2 separate regions of the Mus musculus genome follow, and region 2 is linked to region 1. The links are chromatin contacts, found by Hi-C or POLR2A ChIA-PET in ENCODE. All regions are on one chromosome and are shown on one strand. Each heading gives the region's core, a stretch centred on a gene start or an enhancer-like site at or near the end of the contact. The rest is flanking DNA. Distances are from core to core; before and after follow the strand shown.

Region 1 (4,527 bases), core at 880-3,379:
AGAAGACTGCTCCCTTCCTTATATGTAAGCAAAAAACTCAATCCTATGTGGTTTACAGAGGAGAATGGGTGGCTGAGGGTTGGGTGCATGCTACAGGAAATAGGTCTACGTACACACATCTTCTAGTGGTGAATAACGGTCCAGTGGTTACCTAACCTGCCAGCAATTTAAACCTAAGTCTATGTACAGTGAAGCATACTTATAAACATGATAGGAGACTCAGAATAAACAAATTTGTTTAAAGTATTGAAATGTAGAGGTTCTGAGAATGTCTTGCTTCAGAGGACACCACCTACTGGTAGAGGGTGACATTGCAGTTTTATTTTCTTGATATTAAACTGAATAAAATGGAGAAACGATTGACAAGGCAGCATAGCTTCAGAGCCTGGGCTAAGTCAAGTCAGGCAGCCAGCAGGGAGAACTTGATCCCTGGACACCTACACTTCCCTTCCTACACCTTCCTCCCTCCCAGCCCAGAGCAAGGACCCACACTCCTAAACAGAGAACCAGAATTATATGTAGAACACAAGTCTAGAAAATAGACCTGTTGCTTAAGTCTGCCCCTTATAAGGCATTCAAACCAATTTGCACAGACACTGGGTTCAGCTGCTGTCATTCTAACAAGTAGGTCCATTCCTGACTGTCTTCAGTCTGAAAGTAAAGAATCTAACTTTACACTTTGCCTTTACATTTGCCACGGTACAACCAATAGCATCAGAAAAATAACTTCCAATAAAAACCCATTCTCTCTCTTCATTGGAGCTAGCATGGAAGATGGAATGGGGGAACGGGATGCTTCTGTGGCCAAGCAGATAGGCCATTAGTCCTGTGAAAGATCAGCTTCTATTCTACTGAAGACAGAGTCACAGAACAAAACCAGTTGGCCACAGAGTCACTCATATCTCATAGTGTGTGTATGCACACATGTGTGAGTGTGTTACACATATGAATATGAGTGTGTGCATGCATTTATGTGTGTGTGCACATGTTTGTATGCTTGCACGTGCAGGCGCAGTGTGTGTGTGTGTGCGTGTGCGTGTGTGTGTGACTGTGTCTGTGTATAGTCCTAATGACCCAGGCACACCACCTCTTTCTTCTCCCCACCTTTCAGCTCCTTTGTTTTTTGAATGAGTCCACATTTTCTAAATGGGTTTTTCATAATGCCTTCCTATGGGTTTTACTCAATTTTGTTTAATTGGCTTCCTGTTAATTAAGAATGAGAACGAACTGGGTCATAAGCACTCACACAGAGCTAAAGATCAGCTAACGTGTCCCTGAAGGCAATGAAGCTGTAATTTGGGAACAGGTGGGCTGCACTGTTGACTCCTCTGTGGTAGGGAGATTCCATCTGTGGGATGCCGAACCAGTCACTCAACATGAAACTCCCTCAGTCCGTTATGGACCAGAGAATCGTGGGAGGGTAGAGTGTGGGACCTGCGGAGGGGTCTGGCCCCTTTTCTCATCATCTCCAGGTCCTTCTAAAGTTGTGCCCTTGTGGAAGTGTTCTGGTCATCATTTTTGCAAGGAATCTTAGGTGGCATGCGACTTGGCTTTATCTACCCTGCTTTTTGCAGCATGCTTCCTTCCTGTCAGGCTCCTTCAGCCACACCATCTTTCATCGGCATGCTCTCGGGACACCGATGAGGATTCAGTTTCAAGAATATACAGTTTTTCCACCAACAATCTCTTGAAAGCTGTTTTCTCTCAGTTTATTTAGAGGGGAATTTAATTCACTAAGAAAACCACCTCATGAATGTTTTCAGCTTCTTTTTTTGACTGGAGGGGGAGGGGCTCTGTGCTGTGATAGTAAGACTAAGGGTCACAGCATGCATTTTCTGGCAACCAGAGAAAGGACAAGCAGGCTTTAATGATGAAAGTTGCAGGCACTCGTGAGTCACAACTTTGAGGGTTGAAATTATCTGCCGGGCACTGTTCACAATGGTTTTGCAATCCATGTGTATACATACATGCACACACAGATATGCACACACACGAGCACACACATCAGTGACAGATGACCTATTGAAATAATTTCAGAGCCAGTCTGTGGTTGCTACGACAACCAATGCTCTCTTGGCTTTTATCTGGCCATGTGACAGGGACTTTGACGTCAGCCAGAGGCAGAGTCTGTGGCTGAGTCCGCACAGTCAAAGGCTTGTGAGAATCTGGTGGATGCTGGACCTTGCTGCTGCTGCTGCCGCCGCCGCCGCTGTTGCTGTCCCTACAGCTGTGGTTGTTGCTTCCCAGGGGCTGCAGGAGCATGGACTACTAAACCCCCACTTCTTCAGCGTGAGGTAATCGGTTTGCTTTATACACAGGAGTTACGTGGTTTCACAGCCCCTGATGGTTTTCCCTCCCCTCTTAACCTCCTACAACTTTGCCTTCAAGAGCAGTTACTGACGAACGGAGCCAAAGAATGTGAAGCAGCTTCCAGTCACGAATTTCAGGCAGTCTCTGGAACTTGGTTAAATTTGGATTAGTGTTCCATGAAGTAGGTTAAAATGTAATCTTTCTTGCGCAATGCTTGCTAACATACATTATTTAGAAATTCTCATTTTGCAGCGTGAGCCAAATTTGCTCCCTTGAATTCTAGGAATCCCTCCTTCAGTGTTGTTTGGGGTCTGGTAACTCCAGCACCGCCTTGGAGGGAGCAGCTAACTTTTCCTTGTTGCTGCTGCTGATTCTGCGTCAGCCCACAGCAGTCTGGAATTTGGTTTCTACCTCATTTGCAGCATGTATAATTAGCAACAATGGGAACCGTGAGAAAAGACTCTAGACTTTGAAAGTTGTGGTTATTATTGTAAAGGGGGCTTTTGGTACTCTGTAAATAAGAGGGGAACTGTCAACAGCTTCCTGTTTAGAGAAAAGAATCTGCAATATGCCAAGGAAGTCGGGGTGGAACCTTTATGTGTGTGCGTGTGGTTGTTTTGTGGGTGTTACTGTGAAGTGCTATTTTGTGGCTCGCTCTCTCTGAAAACCCTGGTGAAGAGGAGGGACTGACTGGCCTTTTCTAAGGAGTCCTGTAAGCTGGTTCTGATCTTTATTCTTAAAAGTAATTATCTTGAGAAGAAACTAGCCTGGAACTAAATATGCATTGATGTGAGGTCTTCCCTAACTGAAATGTAGATTGAGGATGCTCGATAAAAATTTGCTCCAGGTCTTGTGTGAGTGATTTGGTAACTGATGAGCAAGGATTGCTCCGGCTGTTGTGTGTGCATTGCTGTGGTTCTGCTAGCTCCTTCTGCAGCTCCAAGTTTCAAGGAAACCTCAGGTTCTGAAGCAAACAGAAGCCTAGATGGATAAACAGGTTTCTAGATCTTACAGATTTAACAGAAACGAGGCGTATTTTAGACAGCCATCTGAAATAGAACCAGCATTTGAAGGAGCATAGATAGACTGGCTCCACTCGATATATGCAGTCAGTAGGTTGATGATATAGTTATATTTTAGTTTGGAGAAATAATACATTGTTTGGACAGTAGGTTGACGATATAGTTATATTTTAGTTTGGTGAAAGAATACATTGTTTTTTGCTTCTGTTACTAGGCTCAGAATTGTGGGTTCTACATTTTGCTCTCGTTGGGTGAGAATTCTGAGAGCCTGTAGCCGCAGCAGTAAATGAATAACTGCTTGAATCAATTATTTTCCAAGCAGCTTTCAGTGAATGGACCTTTTGATCAGAGCTTCCGTTAGGACTGTCCACTGTCTGATGTGCTTGTACATACATGTATTTACTAAGACGTCTTCCAGTCATTTAACTGACCTCATGTTCTTGTAACCCAGACGCTACCACTTTCATGAGTCAACTGGTGTGTGACATTTCAATTGAGAATGGGGGGACCAGCTAGCACTGTCATTTAAAGGCATCTCTCGTGGTATACACTTGGTGCTTTAACTTTTCTTGTGTCGACTGTTATCTTCACTCTTTTTCTTGGTTCTCTCCCTGGTTTTAAATTCACAAGATGATTATGTACGACATCCTCATGCCCTCATGCATGAGACTGGATTCCAACAATCAAAACTGTGAGAGAGAGAGAGTCGGTGTTAGTGGCAAAATGTCGGTGATAAAAAGTTGGGAAAAGAGCCTCCCTGATGAAAATAAGAACTTTCAAAGCCTCGAGCCAAGGGTTTGGTTTTTTGTTTTTGTTTTGTTTTTTTTTTTTAAATAAGGAAAGGGGGCTGAGGAGCATCCCCCTGCAGCAGCGAGTCTGTGCTGCCTGCTATCAAGGTCAAGAGTGCTTCAGCCTCAGAAGATGCCAGCATGGAATGATTGACTCTAGAAACCTGGCTGCTGAATTATTAAAGGCTCTGGGTCTAGTTTCAGGAAGCCTTAACCCTTTCAGTGCCACGAGCACGTCTGGCCGTCTGGTGCTACCTGTGGACTCTTTTCCAGAATGATATCTGAAGTGCATAAAACAAAGTATGCTGTGTTGCAAAGGAAACTACTTTTCATGAAAATGTGTCTTTAAAAAAAGAAAAAGAAAAAGAGGCCATGAGTTTGAAAGAAAGCAGGGAGGGGAGAGGGGC
Region 2 (4,333 bases), core at 40-2,539, 320 kb before region 1:
AGAATGTATGCTAGTCTGCTATTATTAAAGTGGAAATGTGTTGGGAACTATTTTTAGGCCCTTCTATACCTCTCTTTTTTCTGTGCCAAACCATTTAATTGTTCTATTTATTTTTTTCAGTTTTCATGATCCAAAGACCATGTATAGCTCCCTTCCTGCCATTCTAATCTGAGGCTCACTTCAGTTTACTTGACAGAGTGAACCAGTTCTTGCATTCAGAGTGGCTCCCTGTGGATTGATGCCTGTCTCTCAGTTTGTGGACACCTGGTGTCTTTTCACAGCTTGGTCAGAGCAATCTTAAACAAAGGTCTTTTTGTTTTTTGTTGTTTGTGGTTGGTTTTTTGTTTGTTTGTTTTGTATAAGAGATAGCAAATGTGGAGGCTTTCTGAGGTCTGCCGTGGGGTGAACATAACCCCTCTGGAGCCAGGCTAGCCAGACCTCCCACTTAGTTCTGCTTGTGGTAGCCGTGCGGACCCCATGGAGCTTGATTGCCAGGTGACAGCTGTTACAGTAGTAATAATGACAGTCCCTGCCCCACGGAGCTGTCCGGAAGGCTGAGAGAGGGAACTGGGTTTCCCTGTGCAGACACAGGCAGGATGTCTCATACAGGCTGCAGGCAGGATGTCTCATACAGGCTGCGTGCTGCTTCTCTGTAAGACCAGAGGTGATCCTACCTTTTGGGAAATAATTGTACGTAAATTATTCTAGGTACCTAGAGTAAAGAGACGCTTCTGGAGCTTGCTGTCCTCCTTACCAAAGGCTCCTGTTCTAACACATGTTCTGGAGACGTTCTTCTGAAGGTCAGTATTCGCGGGTGTTGTTTTCAGCAGGATTGAAATGAGAAATCCCCGTCTCACATCTGCGCTTTAAGGAACATGACTGCGAGGCTATCATGCATGCATCTGATGTTTGAAGGCACCCAGAGTTAACATTTGGGGTACTCTCTGTTATTATCTGCATGTAAAGACTTTTGTATGAGTCAATGTATAGGATGTCTATAGTGTAGCCACAGTGTTATGAAAGATATTTTTGGAAATCTGCTTGACCACTGCATGCATTTAAAGGAGAACGAACCTTGTTCAGTACTAGGGACAGGGTGAGTACTGCACGTGAGGTCTTAGCTGTGTACATTAGGGTGAGTGTGAGCACAGAGGGAGGCTTTAATGTGTCTGGGCCGGGTGGCTTTGGTCCTCACTTTATTCTGGTGCTGGAGGACAGATGGCTGCGGCATTGCTGTAGAGTTTATCTTACTGCACGTGAGGAAAGAAGAGGGAGGAAGCCATACCCTCCGCCCACATACACCACATACCCAGCCCAGTACATGAGCTGTTCCATGGGCATTTGTCACGTGACTTGGAACTGGAGGGTGGGAGGAAACGATGGACACTGAGTTCCCACTGCTTTGTCCTATGGAAGCTGTGATGACCGTTTCCACACTGGACCAAAATTCAAACAGTGAGAATCAAATCCATGCTGCCCCCTGAAGCCAGCACACATGCACAGGAAAGGCACAGGAAGACACTCATGGACTGTGTCCCCAGCCCAGGAGCTGCTCCTCTCCAAAGTTATGAATATAATGCATTATATTTTCATAATGCAGAAAATTTGTAAGAAGAAAAAGTCACCCATAATCCATATATTAAGAGGCAACTTGGAGTGTTTCTCTAAATTGTCTTACATGGTAACATTCTTCGTTGCATGGTCATGTTTAAATGGAGACAACATTATTTTTTCATTATCTGTGCCAAGAATTTTCATTTTATTTTATAATCTTTGCGGATAATGCTTTCCTGCACATACAATATCCATAAAGTAGGAATTCCTGCTTAGTGATTTTATTTTTGGTCATTTGGTTAAAATTTTCAGAAGTATTCTGGTCATTATGATTTTTATATAGTAACCTTTCTCGGTATACATTTCTAGGTTGAAGGTTTGAGCATTATGGAGATTCTTCACACAGTTTTGCAACTTGCTTTCTTTGTGGGTTGGAGCAATGCATGCTGGGTGTTGCATTGAGCAGTCTGGAATACCATCGCTAGAATACGTCTGATGACTTTGGAGCCACAGGCACTGTCTTCCCCTGTGCATCTCTTTGATTATGAATAAGGCTAAACGTATTTTTATTGGTGCATACCTGTGGCTTTTCTCCTTCCCCTGACTTTCAGTTACAGGTTCTTTGTCTTGGATGTCTTTCATGTCAGTTAAAATGACTTCTTTTCAAGTGAAAGAAGCAGAGTGTGCTTGCAATAAAGAGACACAACTCCGGGTGTGGATGTGCAAGGCCCGACTTGTCTGGGTTCATCTCTGCTTCTGGGTCTTAAAGGAGGCAATGTTAGGCCGGGTGGGGGCTTCTTTTCTTTTCTCTATGTGCTCAAACAAACATGGGTAGAAATACTAAATAAATAAATTAGTAGAATGTTTTTAAAAATCAGAATTTTTATCACCACTGAACATACTCAGGCTTCTTTGCTACCACTATTACTTAAACAATACCGATTATCTATTATTTAAACAATACCGTTTATCTACTAGCACTCATGGTGCACTGCTATGACTAATCTTGAGATGGCTTAAATGAAGGGACATAGTGCCTGGGTCATGTGCCAAGACTACATGACACTTGAGTACCTGTATACTTTGGAATCTATGAAGGAAGGGTGACAGCACCATAGTTTCAGTTGTCAACCTGACCGGAACCTAGAGTCACTCGAGAAGAGAGGACATCAATTGAAGAATTGCTTGGATCACGTTGGCCTGTGGCCATGTCTGTGAGGCATCTTCTTAATTGCTAGGTGATGTAGGAGGGCCCAGACCACTGTAGGCGATGCTATCCATACATAAGAAGCAGCCTGAGAAAGCCACAGGGAGCGAGCCAGCTAACAGCATTCCTCCAGTATCTCCACTTCAGTTTCTGCCGTGACTTTCCTCAATGGTAGACTTTCAGCCATAAGCTAAAGTAAACCTTTCTTCCCCAGTTTACTCTTAGCCACGGTATTTTATCACATATATAAAATGTAGCTACAACAAATACTTTTCTTCCAAGATGCCTAGAGGTTTGGCTCTCAAAGCCAGATGCATTGTTAAGACGTTAATCTGTGACCTGCTCCACTGTCTTCACTTTAGATCTAGACTGCGGGCAGAAGCTCTTCAGCCACGTGTGCCTTCCTTGGCACATTTGCTGCGAATACTTTCGCTGTGCCATTTGCCAGTCTGGCATTATGGATGGGGGAAACCTTCCCCTGCAATTTCTTCCTGAAGCACAGGCTGCTCTACCCTGTCAGAGTTGGATCAATATTCAGCAATATTTTGTCTGTTGATTATAAAATATTCTTAACTGCAAAAAAATCATCCTTTAATTTGACTGTAATTCATTTTTATGTAGAGCGAGGAGGAAATGAAGATCAAGATTGCTCATTTTCCTTCTTTAACATACTTTCTTGAGCATTTTCTTAAACTGGAAACCTCTTGGGGAAGGACAGTTCTGTAGTGACTGGAGATTCTGTGTCCACACTGAGAATAACTTGGTCTCAAGCCCCCCTGTCTTTGCCTTGAGATGCTGAGGGCCTGCGTGATCTACAGATCCCAATGTCACTGGGGTGACTTCTCAGACACCACCACTCTCTTGCTGGTTGGAAGGGACACAAAGACAACCTCATCTTCAGCTGAGAAGACTGAGCAGACCTCAGGGGTCCCCTCAGGCTCACCCTTCGCCCCTACCCGTGACTGTTTGCACTCTGTGACTTAGTGCGTTGTCCCATACCGTTTACATTATCTCGGGTGCTCTTCTGATTTCTATTTCTCAGCAACACATTCAGTTTTGGGACTTCAGTGGGATACTTTTGACCACTATGTGGAAAATGCAGCGAATTTCTCTGGAGATCAGGCTCTCTTCCCACCAGAGTTTTATTATTGTTCAACTGCATACCACCATTGCGCCTATGTAGTCCAGGGTGCCAACCAGAGGCTGTGGGAAATGCGCTTTTCCTTTCCTCAAAATTTTACTTTCATCGGGTTTTGGTTACTTTTTGTGACTTCAGACCTTCACTGAGGGATATTTTTATTTTATGCTGCACTCATCACACCCTTAGCCAAATCAGAGAGGTGCTTTTCATCTCGCAAGTCTTGTGAGTCTCTGGGTGCCATGTGCTATCCATAGGTCAGCATGGGATGCTGGATGATGCACAATTTATAAACTGAGGTGGCCTTGGTGAATCAACTTTAGATGTCTAGGCCTTTGTTTCTAACCACACTTCTCAGCCTCAACGCCACCCTCTTTGGACATGTGGGTTAGTCACTTGATCAACTAGAATCTAAAAATAAATTTAGAAGCACT

Evidence for each region. A loop is a pair of places that touch in the nucleus more often than their neighbours do. ChIA-PET counts read pairs that join two places held with the same protein, here RNA polymerase II (POLR2A).
Region 2: a map of left cerebral cortex shows a loop between it and region 1 (2.2-fold over the local background). The contact joins the enhancer-like site here to the promoter of Ncald in region 1. A Hi-C loop is called at or near these places in 7 of 37 maps with a recorded cell type or tissue (heart and left cerebral cortex). POLR2A ChIA-PET finds 5 or more read pairs at or near these places in 1 of 5 experiments (Patski).

Annotation. Positions count from the first base shown.
Region 1 is chr15:37,456,984-37,461,510 of GRCm38, reverse strand. It overlaps Ncald (neurocalcin delta), which reads left to right and starts at 2,129. Exons shown (of 4, transcript NM_001170868.1): 1 at 2,129-2,294.
Region 2 is chr15:37,776,603-37,780,935 of GRCm38, reverse strand. It overlaps a transcript of Ncald not described here. Among named protein-coding and RNA genes, the nearest start is that of Gm15942, 78 kb to the right of the region's middle. Within about 2 kb of position 1,289, at least 1 of the 3 ENCODE cell types and tissues checked has a DNase peak (open chromatin) inside an H3K27ac peak, as active enhancers do; it is left cerebral cortex, where a contact is called at or near this core.